Regions from separate parts of the Homo sapiens genome. Here region 2 is linked to region 1. A link is a loop called in an ENCODE intact Hi-C map of the cell type or tissue named here. Cell type or tissue: GM12878. All regions are shown on one strand.

What was found. Hi-C counts contacts between places; a loop is a spot of excess contacts. Peaks named below come from ENCODE experiments on the same cell type or tissue, not always from the same donor. Only the 100,000 strongest peaks of a DNase experiment are listed, where the experiment ranks them.
Region 2: a loop joins it to region 1, with 2.0 times the contacts of the local background. A loop is called at or near these places in 1 of 110 quality-filtered maps.

Annotation. Positions count from the first base shown.
Region 1 is chr4:17,813,129-17,821,128 of GRCh38, forward strand. NCAPG (non-SMC condensin I complex subunit G) reads left to right here. Exons shown (of 21, transcript NM_022346.5): 3 at 1-17; 4 at 1,725-1,870; 5 at 2,146-2,230; 6 at 4,133-4,325; 7 at 4,811-4,960. Among named protein-coding and RNA genes, the nearest start is that of NCAPG, 6.2 kb to the left of the region's middle. In GM12878, a CTCF peak has its summit at 4,089; a DNase peak (open chromatin) is centred at 4,199; H3K4me3 peaks cover 1,227 bases; H3K27ac peaks cover 684 bases.
Region 2 is chr4:18,204,814-18,212,813 of GRCh38, forward strand. The region is part of intron 2 of LOC107986262 (a long non-coding RNA gene); the gene reads left to right. Among named protein-coding and RNA genes, the nearest start is that of LCORL, 190 kb to the left of the region's middle. In GM12878, no CTCF peak of the experiment used is centred here; a DNase peak (open chromatin) is centred at 4,808.

The sequences.
Region 1 (8,000 bases):
ATGCCCAGTGGTTAATGGTGTGTGTAGTTTCCTAAATCTTTTTTCAGATTTGTTGATTTTGTTAAATTCTCAGTATTTGAAATTTTTTATTATGGTCTATACATTTGAAGAGTATAGGTAATTAATATATGATTCCGATTAAACAAAAAAAACCTAAGTAGCAACCACCCAGCTTAAAAAAAAAAGTCAGTACTTGCATCCTATCCCAGTTGCATCCCTGTCCCTCAGAAGTAACTATTAAATCCTCAGTTTGGGGTTAATTAGTCTCTTGCTTAAATTAAAAAAAATTTTTTTGCATAAATCACATATGTCTATCTTAATGTTTTCCTGTCATTTTGTGTAAATCATGCTGTATGTATATATTTAGCAGCCAATTATATTTCTATATAATACCTGTTACTGTGTTTTGCCCATTTTTTCATTGGGTTTTTAATTTAAAATACTATTTTAAAAAATTCATTTGCATTCTTTATATATTTTGAAAAGAAATCCTTGGGTTATATGAATTGTAGATCTCTTCCTGTTTTAGGTGGCTCATTGGGGTATCATTGTTTCACTCCCTTTGGGGTATCTTTTTTTTGAACAGAAATTCTTATGTCAAAAATATAAATCTCTGCCATTATGATTCGTATTTTTTAATCTCTTTTTTAAGGAACTTTTTCTTACCTATGGGGTCATAAAGGTAGTTGTATTTCATTTTTCCATATATGCCTAGGTATGTTTTAGGCACTCTTCTGTCCTTTTTGTCCCTATTACCAGTTTTATAATCACTGGTATATTTATCACTATAGTAGTTGGTATTTTTTTTGGTGTTAAAAGATACCCATAATAATATTGTGTAAAACATAGGTATTTGATAGTCAACCTGTACTTAATAATTGAGGTAGGAAAGATGTGAGAAGTACAGATAAATATATTTAAATATAAGAAATGGGTTTGTTTCAATGAATAAAACCAAAAAATATTTCCTTTTAGGTCTCATTAAAAACCAAAATAATGGGCCCTTATAAAGCCATATCAGTTTAAAATAAACTGTCTGCTATAGTAAGCTTTCTCTTAAATATTGAGGAGTAGCACAGACATAATCTTAATGATGAATTTTCTGTGACTTTTAGGGCTATTTGTTTTCACTTTTGGCCTAAGAGCCAGTCCGTTGACTAATTCCCCCTTGTGTCTTTAGAAGGGAAGTTGGTGGCCTGCGCAGCAGTGACTCAGGCCTGTAATCTCAGCACTTTGGCTCCAACCTGGGCAACATAGTGAGACCTTGTCTCCAAAAAAAAGAAAAAGAAGGAAGTTGGTGGGAAAAAAACTTCAACTAAAATATGTGAGACTAAAAAAATGACATTACTTTCTATTACAGATGGGTTCTCACTCGGGCTGGATTGCAGAGGTGTGGCCTCAAACTCCTGGGCTTAAGTGATCCTTCCACCTCAGCCTCCTAAGTAACTGGAAGCGCCACTACCATGCCTAGCTAATTTTTTATTTTAAAATTATTTTGTAGAGACAGGGGTCTTTCTATATTGCTCAGGCTGGTCTTGAACTCTTGGCTTCAAGCTCTCCACCTACCTTGGCCTCCCAAAGTGCTGGTTATAGGCAGTAGCCATCATGCCCAGCCTATCTTTATCACATTAAAGGCATTTTAAAATATCAAAATGTGTGTTATTTTATGACTGTAGTTAAATAAATAATTTCATCAGTACTAAAATGTATTGCTTTATTTTTAGCATATGCTACTTTGATTGAAAATGATTCAAATCCAGAAGTTAGACGGGCAGTGTTATCATGTATTGCACCATCAGCAAAGACTTTGCCAAAAATTGTAGGGCGCACCAAGGATGTGAAAGAGGCTGTCAGAAAGCTGGCTTATCAGGTAAATAAGTTCAATGTCTTGTGTTGGCATATTCTTAAAGGACAAGGAGCCATTTTCTTAAAGTGCCTTTGAAAAATACTTGGCATGTAATAATTTCTTCAGTTGAGGTTTTATGGAGAACACAGGTAATTTAGGTAGAATCTTACTGTATTAAGTATGTTACCAGGTATTAATTTCTTTTGGAGATTCTGGGTAATTTTCTAAGATGGTGATATTCTTATGAAATCTATAAATTGTGTTGAGGTTAATGACCATCTTTATAAATTATTTTTAAGGTTTTAGCTGAAAAGGTTCATATGAGAGCTATGTCCATTGCTCAGAGAGTAATGCTCCTTCAACAAGGTCTTAATGACAGATCAGGTAAGATAAACAACTTTATATATACAAAACTTTAGTAGATTTTGAGGTCAGACTTAACAAGGTTTAAGAAACGAGTGTCAAATCAGGTCAAGTAAGCCTGCCAGTCCCATGAACCTGGTGAAATTTATCTTGATGTATTATATAGAAAACACAGGGCTAAAGATTTTGATATATATATATTTTTGAGACAGAGTCTCACTCTATCACCCAGACTGGAGTGCTGTGGTGCAATCTTGGCTCACTGCAACCTCTGCCTTCTAGTTTCAAGCGATTCTCCTGCCTCAGCCTCCTGAGCAGCTGGGATTACAGGTGAACATCACCATGTCTGGTTAATTTTTATATTTTTATAGAGACGGGGTTTCACCATGTTGGCCAGACTGGTCTCGAACTCCTGACCTCAAGTGATGCACCTACTTCAGCCTCCCAAAGTGTTGGGATTACAGGTGTGAGCCACCGCGTCTGGCCAAGATCTTGGTATTTTGAAGGAGCAGAGCTTATTTCTTTCACCCTTTCTGTATTTTACAGATGGAGAAACAATACTTAAGTCTGTAGAGCTAATTCATGTCAGAAGTAGGAAAAGATCTATTTGCCCTCTCTCTCTGACTTAAAAAAAAAATGCTGTTCCTTATGTGTATACTTTGGTATGAATGTGTTCTGTGTATCAGAAACAACAAATAGGAATGGTCAGACCAGTATAATTTTCTTATTTTTTTTTTTTTCTGTTAGAGTAGAGTTCCCCAACATTTTTGACACCAAGGATCGATTTCATGGAAGACAGTTTTTCCACAGAGGGCGGGCTGGATGGTTTCCAGATGAAACTGTTCCACCTCAGATCATCAGGCATTACTTAGATTCTCATAAGGAGCGTGCAACCTGGATACCTCATGTGCGCAGTTCACAATAGAGTTCCTGCGCCTGAGAGAATCTAATGCATCTGCTGATCTGACAGTAGGAAGAGCTCAGGTGGTAATGCTCGTTAGACCACGGCTTACCTCCTCCTGTGCGGCCCGGTTCCTAACAGGCCACAGACTGGTACTAGTCCGTGGCCCAGGGGTTGGGGAGCCTGAGAGAATCTGCTTATAGGAATGATATTTTTTGAAGTTTTTAACTCTCATGAGAAGGCCAAGATGGCTCTATTGCGCTGTAGTGAGAAAACCGACTTGCGTTTGAAAACATTGTCAGAGGACTAATTAGTAGGATGACCTTAAAAGCTAAGACTAAGGTTTGTTCAGTGACGTGTGCTTGTATAGTTCACTACTGCAAATAGCAATCGTGTAATAGATAAAATCAGATAACAAGTGAGATAATAGCTATTACATATTCTGGGCTAACACCTGAAGCCCATTGAACCCAGGGGAGAAGGAATGTAAAGATATTTTTGTAGGCTGTGGTATTTGGTGCTGAACCTTTTCCATTTTTATTTGTAAGTGACCATTACAGTGACTTTTGCAGTATCATGGTACTTCTTTTTTTTTACCTTTAATATGCTTAGTTGGCTGGGCGCTATGGCTCACACCTGTAATCTCAGCACTTTTGGAGGCCGAGGCAGGCGGATCACGAGGTCAAGAGATTGAGACCATCCTGGCCAACATGGTGAAACAAAAATTAGCTGGGCGTGGTGGCGCATGCCTGTAGTCCCAGCTACTCGGGAGGCTGAGGCAGGAGAATCGCTTGAATCTGGTAGGTGGAGGTTGCAGTGAACCAAGATCGTGCCACTGCACTCCAGCCTGGTGACAGAGCGAGACTCTGTCTCAAAAAATATATATATACATGCTTAGTTGTGCCTCTTAACCTCTACTATTTCTATTGTAAATACTGACTTTGTTAATTAAAACAGACAAAATACAAGAGATGGAAGCTAGAGGGAGCCTTTGTTCACCTATGTTTCAAATGACTCAATAGATGCTGTGAAACAAGCTATGCAGAAGCATCTTCTTCAAGGCTGGTTACGGTTCTCTGAAGGAAATATCTTAGAGTTGCTCCATCGGTTGGATGTAGAAAATTCTTCTGAAGTGGCAGTCTCTGTTCTCAATGCCTTGTTTTCAATAACTCCTCTCAGTGAACTGGTGGGACTCTGTAAAAACAATGATGGCAGGTACATAAAGGATTCATTCTTTGAAATGTAGTACTGATTAACTTGTGCAATTAATTTGTTTTTTTTCCTCCCCATAGCTTAAGATTATATTAATACCTTTAATCTTAACTCTCTTTTGTTTTCTTTTAGTCTGATGAATATCCTTTTATCCTTCCTTTTTCCCCTCCTGGTGTAAGAACTCATAACTTTATCATAGACTATCTACTTTAGCTATGCTTTTCCCCCCTTCAGTTTCTTACTTTGATTTTTGAATTAGCCTACCATGAGAAAATCCAGCAACATGCACCCCTAGTATATGTTTGCTTATTTGGTTCTTTTTTGTTCTAAGTTTCTTCATTCCTTTTTGTGTGGATACATTAATGACTCTAATTAAAAGGATAGTGTAGTGGTTTTAAAGCAAATCTTATTATTCTCATTTTTGTACTCTTCAATTCTTAATGATAAAAAGATCATGCTTTCTCTCACACTCTTTCTTTTAAATGAAGGAAATTGATTCCAGTGGAAACATTAACTCCTGAAATTGCTTTGTATTGGTGTGCCCTTTGTGAATATTTGAAATCAAAAGGAGATGAAGGTGAAGAATTTTTAGAGCAGATTTTGCCAGAGCCTGTAGTATATGCAGACTATTTATTGAGGTAAATTTTTTTTCTTTTAGTTTGGAGAGTGATTGTGTTGCTGCATGTGTCAATCTCCCAGTCCCCTTCCTCAAAGTCATGTTTGATTGTGAATATGTTAAAAATCCTTTTTTTGTACATGTAGGGATAGTTATATACATCGAGTCTTTTTGAATATCTTGTGCTGGTCTGTATACTGAAAGAGCAAGTCACTATGTTTAGGATCATTTCTTCAAAACTGTTAAGATATGATTATGACCATTTCTGCATAAAGTTGATGATGATGATATATTATTTCTGAAATTGGTTGGCACATTTTCTGTTAAGTGTCAGATAATAAATATCTTAGGGTCCTGTGGGCCATACCGTCTGTCACAATGACTCAACTCTGCCATGGTATTGTAAAAGCAGCCAAAGACAATGTAAGTAACTGTTTTTCAATAAAACTTTTATTGACTTTTATGGCCACTAAATAGTTGAACTTTAATATTCATGTGTTAACAAAATAAGAAATTTTAAAAAATGATCAGTTAAAAATTTAAAATAGTCTTAGCTTGCAAGCTATATAACAGGTAATAGGCTGGATTTGATGCACGGAACATTGTTTTCCAATTCACAGCGTGGATCTTTGTGGCCAGTTTTATTTATTAAAAACTTACTATCTAGCTTCATGTTTTAAAGTTTTTTCAAAATATGCCTTTTTAAAAAACAATTTGGATTACCATAATTATACCTCTTAAGAAATTATTTGGATTACTTTATTTCACTTTAAAATTATACAAGAAAAACATGAATGCATTCTTGTCAAAATTCAAATACAGAGGTATAAGGAATAAAAATGTGGAATTCCCTCTTTTATTTCCTACTTCCTCAATCCCATTGATTAGCAACTAAGTGTATATTCTAGCAACCCTTAGAATTAGCAACTAAACAATATAGGGTGTATATTCAAACCTCTTTCTCTGCATTTATATACATTTTTTGAGTACAGGTTTCTTTAAAAATATAACACTGTGTATATACTTTTTTTTTCAACTGATAACTGAGATCATTATATATTGGTGCATATATAATGTAATAGATACTGTTACAGTCTTAACAGCATATCATTCCGTAGTATGGTGGTAACATTTAATTTATTCCTCTGTTGATGGACATTTAGGATGTTTCCATTTTTCACTGATAAAAGCAAAAGTATGTTAAATTTCCTTTACATTTTTGGGTACCTTTGGGATTTTTGGGGGTTAATTCCAAGAAATAAGTTGCTACACCAAAGGATAATATATGTATATTTTGATAGATATTGGTATGTAGGTTTTTAACTTCAACTTTATGGTTTATTTTTTTTTTTTTGAGACGGAGTCTTGCTCTGTCGCCAGGCTGGAGTGCAATAGTGCAATCTCGGCTCACTGCATCCTCCGCCTCCCGGGTTCAAGCGATTCTCTTGCCTCAGCCTCCTGAGTAGCTGGGACTACAGGCACGCGCCTCCATGCCCAGCTAATTTTTGTATTTTTAGTAGAGATGGGGTTTCACCATGTTGGCCAGGATGGTCTCAATCTCTTGACCTCGTGATCTGCCTGCCTTGGCCTCCCAAAGTGCTGGGATTACAGGCGTGAGCCACAGCGCCCAGCCTGATGTATTTTTTTAAAAAAGCTTCCATATAATATGAATTATGGACCTGAATTATCTGTATGAAGTACAGTTCTCTGCTTTTGTTTAAAATGATCTCACATAAAAGTTAGGCAGCAAAGCTGTGCATGCCTCTAAATTTCCCCTCAAAAATCCTAAATCTAGGATAAGTATCTCAAATGTGAGCCAGTAGGGAAACTATAGCTCAAGCCCATGTTAACATCATGAAGAACCTGTGTGAATCTAATGAGCATTTTAATGTTAATTATTTCAGACTTTGACATTTAAGTAGGGAATTCATTATAATGCTGTTTGGGCCATGTTGAAATGTTTCCAAAAGGAATGAGTTTGTGGCAAAGTTTAATAATATATATAAATATAAAAGATGTTTATAGAAGGTAGTGAAAATATAAGAAAATATGAGGAAATGTTAAATATTTAAATGGCATAAAGGGGGAGGAGTTTTCCTCAAGGACAGCATCAGAAGGTGACTTGTAAAAAGCTTGATTCCTCCCTTCTGAAAGGTCAGGGATTAACATTTCCTTTGTCACTCTCTTAGTTTTGAAATAAGTAACTTTAACCTCTTCGACTTATTTTCTTCACCTTTAAAGAGGAAAATTTTCGGCTGGGTGCGGTGGCTCATGCCTGTAATCCCAGCACTTTAGGAGGCTGAGGCCGGTGGATCACGAGGTCAGGAGATCGAGACCATCCTAGCCAACATAGTGAAACCCCGTCTCTACTAAAAATACAAAAAAATTAGCTGGGCGTGGTGGCAGGCGCCTGTAGTCCTAGCTACTCGGGAGGCTGAGGTAGGAGAATAGCGTGAACCTGGGAGGTGGAGCTTGCAATGAGCCGAGATCGCGCCACTGCACTCCAGCCTGGGCAACAGAGCAAGACTCCGTCTCAAAAAAAACAAAAAAAAGAAAACTTTCAGAAATTTATTTTAGTGATTGTTGAAAGAATACCTAAAAAATAGAATGAGTGTCTTTTTGGAGGAACATGACTAGATGGGATTAGTATACTTGAGTACAGAAACAAAATTAAATTGAAAAATTGTTTCCTGATAATCTCAGGAATATGTTTTCAGGCATACTGTATATTTTAGGCAGTAGATTCAATGACTAAGAACTCTGATGTGAAACAATTTTGGTTAACCAAGGTGCTCACTTAAAGAGCAAACGAGGAAATGAGGATTATCAAATTAGAGTAAGTAAAAGGGACAACAATAAAATTTGTTGAAAGCCATCTTAAATATAAATTCTTAGACTTTAAAATACTTTCTTGAGTGGTCTCTTCATTATAATAAATGTCTTTATAAATGGTTAGGATTTCATGGTAACTAAAATTGGTGGGTCAGTTTTAAGTTGTATTTATGCAGTTGAGGATTTTTAATCTATTAATTAAACAACTGTTTGAATTTACTTAAAAAAAA
Region 2 (8,000 bases), 390 kb after region 1:
GGTGACAACAGCAAGATAAGCATTGCTTAGAAACCATAATTTTTCTATTGTATTTGTCTAGTTAATAAAGAGAGGCATTTTATTTTTCCCTGGTGACCACTTGTACTTTGTTCAGTAATTAAGGAAGTAAGTCAGTGCTCCTAGATTTTCACCTATTCCATAACCTCTGCAGATTTGTCCAGGGTGCCAGAGGCAATTGTGTTATGTTGTTGGGTAGTTATGAAAAAGCCTGAGATGAAACCAGGGAGGGTTCTAATAGTAACACCTTAAACTAGTATCAATAATTTTCTCAGTATCAAATATATCAAATATATTCTGCCTGAGAGTAATCTGCAGGTTTCTTTTCAGCACTTATGTTTTAGATTTTTCAGAAACATCTCTTCAGCCTCAGTGAAATAAGTTAAAAAATGCATGTCATCCCTGTATATTTTCACGTATACATTTGCTTATAGGGGAAGCTGCACCTTTGCTGTTAAATGATGGTTTGAATCCTAGCTCTACTAGTAATTAGCTGCATGACCTTAAGCAAGTTACTTAACCTTCTTAAGCCCTTGTTTTCTCTTCTATAAATTGATACTAATGACATTACTTACCTCATGGTATTGGGGTGAGGGTTAAATGAGGCAATGCACGTAAGATACTTTCTATGGTGCTTAACACACAGTAAGTGTTTAATAAGCATTTTAATTATTACCATTGTTAAAGTGTATTTATATATAGACATATGGACTCTGCATTGCACTCTGAATTAATGATGCTGATTTTTGCACAAAGTTCATAAATTCATTCTACTTACATTCTTCTCACTCTATCAAAACAAAACAGTTACTAGCAATCGTCGTGAAGTGTGCTTTTTTGCCTTGTTTTTGCCTATGTTTGAAGTCTCCACACTGGTGTCCTCCCTTCCTGGAAGCTTCTCCTTACTCCACTCCCTCCAGCTGGTACCCTTTATTCTGCACAGCACAGAACTCTGAACCCACCTTGGTGAAGGCTCTGTCATTATAAGGACATCGCTGGTTTCCCTGTCTTTCTCTCCAGACGGTGAACATCATGTCTCGTTAATCTCAGCATTCCTGCTGCTTTGTGCAAATGTGGTTATAGTAAGAGACCAATAAAGGTTTCTTGAACAAATGAGTGTAAAATACCACTATTTATGTTATGCAAAGACTGATCTTCTTTCAGTGTTGTTGTCCTCTTTTATATTACTTTTAGCTGTAGTTTTGTTTTTTATTCAAATAATCTTCAGAACTTGTGGCACATCCTTTAAAAATTTTATGTCAAAGTGAAAGGCTTTTACACTGAAAATGACAAAATGTTGCTGAAATTTGAAATGAAAGAAGACACAATTAAATTGGAAGACATCTTGTGTTCATGGACTGGGAGACTTAATACTGTTAAGATGTTCATACTACCCAAAGCAATCTACAGATTCAAAGCAATCCTGATCAATACCGCAATGACATTTTTGCAGAAATAGTAAAAGTCATCGTAAAATTTCTATGGAATTTCAATGTACCCTGAATAGCCAAAACAATCTTGAAAAAAAGATGAAATTGAAGGTCTCACACTCTGTGAATTCAAAACATTGCAAAGCCACAATAGTAAAGAAAGTGTGGTAGTGGCATAAAGACAAATAATCCAATGGAACGGAGTAGAGAGCCCAGAAATAAACCCTCATGTATAAGATTAAAATAATCTTCAGTGAGGGTGCTGAGAGCACTCAGTGGGGAAAGCACAGTCTCTTCAACAAGTAATGTTGGAAAAACTGGATACCTACATGCCGTACATGTGAAAGAATGATGTTGAATCTTTATCTTATGCCATTTACAAAAATTCAATAAAGAATGGATTAAAAACCCAAATGTAAGCTCTAAAACTATGAAACTCCTAGAAGAAAATGTAGGAGTAATTTCACAATATTGGACTTGCGAGTAATTTCTTGACTATGACAACAAAGGCACAGGAAACAAAAGCAAAAATAAACAAACGGAATTACATTGAACTTAAAACTTTTGTGCATCAAAGGATACAATAACAGAGTAAAGAGGCAACCTACAAAATGGGGGAAATATTTACAAATCATATATGTAATGAGGGGTTAATGTCCGGCATATATAAGAACTTCTACAACTCAATAACAACAACAACAAAATATACAATCTAATTTAAAAATGTACAAAGGACTTGAGTGGACATTTCTCCAAAGATAATATACAAATGGCCAATAAGCACATGAAAAGATGCTTGACATCACTAATCATCAGAGAAATGCAAATCAAAACTAGGCAACATAGTGAGACCCTGTCTCTACAAAAAAATTAAAGAAATTAGCCAGGTGTGGTGGTGCATGCCTGTGGTTCCAGCTACTGGGATGGCTGAGATAGGAGGATGACTTGATCCCAGGAGGTCAAGGCTGCAGTGAGCCGTGATCACACCACTGCAGTCCACCCTGGGTGACAGAGCAAGACCTGTCTGTAAAACACACACACACACACACACACACACACACACACACACACCACAAAAAACAAACCACACCCCAGTAAGATATCACCTCACAGCCACTAATTGACTACTGTAAAAAAACAGAAAATATAAAGTGTTAATGAAGATGTGGAGACATTGGAACCATTGTAGACTGTTGGTAGGATTGCAAAATGGTGCAAACATTAGGGAAAATAGTATGAAGTTTCCTCAAAAAATTAAATTACCTTATGATCCAGCAATCCCACTTCTGTGTATCTCTCTAAAGGATATAAAATCAGTATGTTAAGAGATATCTGCATTCCCGTGTTCATTGTAGCATTATTTAAAATAGCCAAGAAGTGGAAGCAACTCTTTTTTTTCAGTTCTGTCATATATATGTATTTTTTCTTTCCAATTTTTGTTTCAAGTTTGAGGAGTACATATGCAGGTTTGTTATGAGTAAATTGCATGTCACAGGGGTTTGGGGTACAGATTATTTTGTCACTCAGGTAATAAGCATAGTACCTAATAGGTACAATCCTCACTCTCCTCCTACTCTCCACCATCAAGTAGGCTCCAGTGTCTATTGTTTCCTTCTTTGTGTCCGTGTTTAGCTCCCACTTATAAGTGAGAATATGCATTATTCGGTTTTCTGTTCATGTGTTAATTCACTTAGCATAATGGCCTCCAGCTGCATCCATGTTGCTGCAAAGGACATAATTTTGTGCTTTTTAATGGCTGTTTAGTATTTCATGGTGTATATGTACCACATTTTCTATATCTAGTCCATTGTTAATGGGCATTTAGGTTGGTTCCATGTTTTTGTTATTGTGCTGCAATGAACATACAAGTGCGTATGTCTTTATGGTAGAAAGACTTACATTCCTTTGGTTATGTACCCAGTAATAACATTGCTGGGTCAAATGGCAGTTTGTTTTAAGTTCTTCGAGAAATTTACAAACTGCTTTCCACAGTGAACTGAACTAGTTTACATTCCAACCAACAGTGTATAAGCATTCCCTTTTATCTGCATTCTCACTAGCATCTATTATTTTTGACTTTTTAATAGTAACCATTCTGACTTGTGTGATTTGCATTTTTCTAATGACTAGTGATGTTGAGCATTTTTTCATATGCTTGCTGGCTGCATGTATGTCTTTTTTTGAGAAGTATCTGCTTGTGTTCTTTGCCCACTTTTAAATGAAGTTGTTTCTTGCTTATTAATGTATTATTAAGTTTCTTATAGTTTCTGGATATCGGACCATTGTCAGATGCATGGTTTGCAAAAATTTTCTCCCATTCTGTAGGTTGTCTGTTTATTCTGTTGATAATTTCTTTGCTGTGCAGGAGCTCTTCGATTTAATTAGATCCCATTTGTCAATGTTCGTTTTTGTTGCGATTGCTTTTGGAGTCGTCATGAAATTTTTGCTAAGACCTATGTCCAAAATGGTATTTCCTAGCTTTTTCTAGGTTTGTTTTTTATAGTTTTAGGTTTTACATTGAAGAGTTTAATGCATCTTGAATTGATTTTTGTATATGATGTAAGGAAGGGGTCCAGTTTCAATCTTTTTCATGTGACTAGCCAGTAATCCCATCATCATTTATTAAATAGGGAGTCCTTTCCTGGTTGCTTCTTTTTGTTAGCTTTGTTGAAGATCAAATGGTTGTAAATGTTCAGACTTATTTCTGGGTTCTCTATTGTGTTCCATTGATCTATGTGTCTGTTTTTGTACAAGTATCATGCTGTTTTGGTTACTGTAGCCTTTGAGTGTACTTTGAAATAGGGTAGTGTGTTGCCTCTGGCTTTGTTCTTTTTGCTTAGGATTGTTTTGGCTATTCAGGCTCTTTCTTGTTTTTGGTTCCATATGAATTTTAAAATCGTGTTTTTCTAATTCTGTGAAAAAGTCATTGGTAGTTTGATAGGAATAGCACTGAATCTGTAAATTGCTTTGGGCAGTATAGCCATTTTAACAATATGATTCTTCCTATCCATGAGAGTGGACTGTTTTTTATTTGTTTGTGTCATCTCTCATTTTCTTCAGCAGTGTTTTGTAATTCTTGTTGTAGAGATCTTTCAACTCCCTGGTTAGCTGTATTCCTAGGTATTTTTTGTGTAGCTATGATGAATGGGATTGTGTTCTTGATTTGGCTCTAAGCTTGGATGTTGTTGGTGTATAGAATTGCTACTAATTTTTGTACATTGATTTTGCATCCTCAAACCTTGCTTAAGTTGTTTATCAGATCCAGGAGCTTTTTGGCATAGACCATGGGGTTATCTAGATATAAAATCATATTGTCTACAAAGCAAGGTAGTTTGACTTCCTCTTTCTTTTAGATGTCTTTTATTTCTTTCTTTTGCCTGATTGCTCTTACTAGGACTTTCAGTACTATTTTGAATAGAAGTGGTGAAAGTGGGCATGCTTGTCTGGTTCCAGTTCTCAAGGGGGAATTCTAGCTTTTGCCCATTCAGTATGATGTTGGCTGTGAGTTTGTTATAGATGGCTCTTATTATTTTGAGGTATTTTCCTTCAATGTTTAGTTTGTTGAGGTTTTTAACATGAAAGGATGTTGAATTTTATTGAAAGCGTTTTCTGCATTTATTGATATGATCATGTGGTTTTTGTTTTTAGTTCTTTTTGTGTGATGAATCACATTTATTGATTCGTGTATGTTGAACCAACCTTGCAACCCAGAAATAAAGTGTACTTGATCTTGGTGGATTAACTTTTTGATGTGCTGCTGGATTTGGTTTGCTAGTATTTTGTTGACGATTTTTGCATCTATGTTCTTCAGGCATATTGGCCTGACGTTTCCTATTTTTTGTCTTTGCCAAGTTTCAGTATCAGAATGATGCCGGCTTCCTAGGATGAGTTAGAGAGACATGTCTCTCCTCAGTTTTTTGGAATAGTTTCAGTAGGCTTGGTACCTGCTCCTTTTTATACAACTGGTAGAATTTGGCTATGAATCCATGTGGTCCAGTGCTTTTTCTGATTGGTAGGTTTTCTTTGTTATTACTGATTCAGTGTTGACACTTATTATTGGTTTTTCAGGTTTCAATTTCTTCCTGATTTAATATTGGGAGGTTGTATGTTTCCAGGAATTTATCCATTTCTTCTAGGTTTTCTAGTTTGTGTGCATGGAAGTGTTCATAATAGTCTCTGAGCCTTTTTGTTTCTCTGTGGGGTCATTATTAATTTTCACTTTGTCATTTCTGATTGTGTCTATGTGTGTCTTTTTTTCTTTATTAGTCTAGCTAGTGGTCTGTGGATCTTATATATTCTTTCAATGCACCAACTTTTGGTTTTATTGATCTTTTGTATGGTTATTCACATCTCAATTTCATTCAGTTCAGGTCTCATTTTGGTTATTATCTTTGCTTCTGCTAGTGTTGGCATTGGTTTGCTCTTGTTTTTCAAGTTCCTCTAGGTGTGATATTAAGTTGTTAATCTGAGATCTTTCTAACTTTGATGCGGGCTTTTAGCACTATAAACTTTCAACACTGCTTTAGCTGTGTTGTAGAATTCTGTTATGTGTTATCTTTGCTTTCACTAGTTTCAAATAATTTCTTGATTTCTGTCATAATTTCATTGTTTACCAAGTCATTCAGGAGAAGTTTAATTGCCATGTAATTGTATGGTTTTGAGAAATTTTCTTAGTATTGATTTTTATTTTTATTGTGCTGTGGTCTGAGAGTGTGATTGGTATGATTTGGCTTTTATTTTTTTGAATTTGTTGAGAATTGTTTTATGGCTGAGGGTGTGGTCCATTTTGGAGTATGTGTCATGTGCAGATGAGAAGAATGTCTATTATGTTGCTGTTGAGTGGAGTGTTCTGTAGATGTCTGTTAGTTCCTTTTGGTAAGTGTGAAGTTTAGGTCCCGAATACCTTTGTTGGTTTTCTGCCTTGATCTGTCTAATACTGTCAGTAGAGTGTTGAAGTCTCCCACTATTATTATGTGGTTATCTAAGTTTCTTCATAGGTCTCTAAGAACTTGTTTGATGAATCTGGATGCTCTTGTGTTGGGTGTATATATATTCAGGATGGCCAAGTCTTCTTGTTGAATTGAACCCTTTATCATTATGTACTCCTCTTTTTGTCTTTTTCAATCAGTTTGTTTAAAGTCTGTTTTGTCTGAAATTGGAATAGCAATTCCTGCTTTTTTGTGTTTTCCATTTGCTGGTAGGTTTTTCTCCATCCCTTTACTCTGAGCCTATGAATGTCATTGCTTGTGAGATGGGTCTTTTAAAGACAGCATACAGTAGAGTCTTGCTTCTTTATCCAACTTTCTACTCCATGCTTTTTAATGGGGTCTTTAGCCCATTTATGTTCAAGGTCAATATTGATATTTGTGAGTTTGATCCTGTCATCATGTTGTTAGCTGATTGTTATGCAGATTTGATTGTATTCTTGTTTCATAGTGTCAATTATCTACGTACTGAAGTGTGTTTTTGTCGTGGCCAATAATGGTCTTTCCTTTCCATATTTAGCACTCTGTGAAGGACCTTTTGTAAGGCAGACCTGGTGTTAATGAATTCACTTAGCATTTGCTTGTCTGAAAAGAATTTTATTTCTCCATTGTTCATGAAGCTTAGTTTGGCTGTACATGAAATTCTTGGTTGGAATTTTTCTTTAAGAATGCTGAATATAGGCCCCCAGTCTCTCTTCTGGCTCGTAGGGTTTCTGCTGAAAGGTCTGCTATTAGCCTGATGAGGTTCCCTTTGTAGATGACCTACCCCTTCTATCTAGCTGCCTTTAATTTTTTTTCTTTCACATTGACCTTGCAGAATCTGATGAGTATGCATCTTGGGAATGGTCATCTTGTATAGTATCTCACAGGGGTCCTATCAATTTCCTGAATTTGAATGTCAATCTCTCTAGCAAGGTTGGGGAAAATTTCCATGGACAATATCCTCAAATATATTTTCCAAGTTGCTTGGTCTCTCACTCTCTTTCAGGTACGCCAATGACTGGTAGATTTGATCTCATATATAATCCCATATTTCTGGAAGGTTTTGTTCATTCTTCTTTGTTCTTTTTCTTATTTTTGTCTGACATAGTTGACTTGAGAAACCAATCTTCAAGCTCTGAGATTCTTTCCTCAGCTTGATCTACTCTGCTGTTAATGCTTCAGATTTTATTATGAAATCCTTGTAGTGAGTTTTTCAGCCCTATCATATCAGTTTGCTTCTTTCTTAAAATGGCTCTTTCACCTTTAACCTTTTGAATCATTTTATTGGATTTCTTAGATTCTTTGGATTGGGTTTTAACTTTCTTCCAAATCTTGAAGATCTTCATTGATTTCCAGATTCTCAATTCTATGTATACTATTTCAGCCTGGTTAAAAGCCATTGTTGGGGGGCTAGGGTAGTCATCTGGAAGTAAGAAAACACTCTGGCTTTTTGAGTTGCCAGAGTTCTTGTGTTAGCTCTTTCTCATCTGTGTGGGCCCAGATCTTGGAGTTGCTCTCCTTTGGATGTGTTTTTTTTGCTTTTATATCCTTTGGTGCCCTTGAAGTTTGATTGTCATATAAGCTG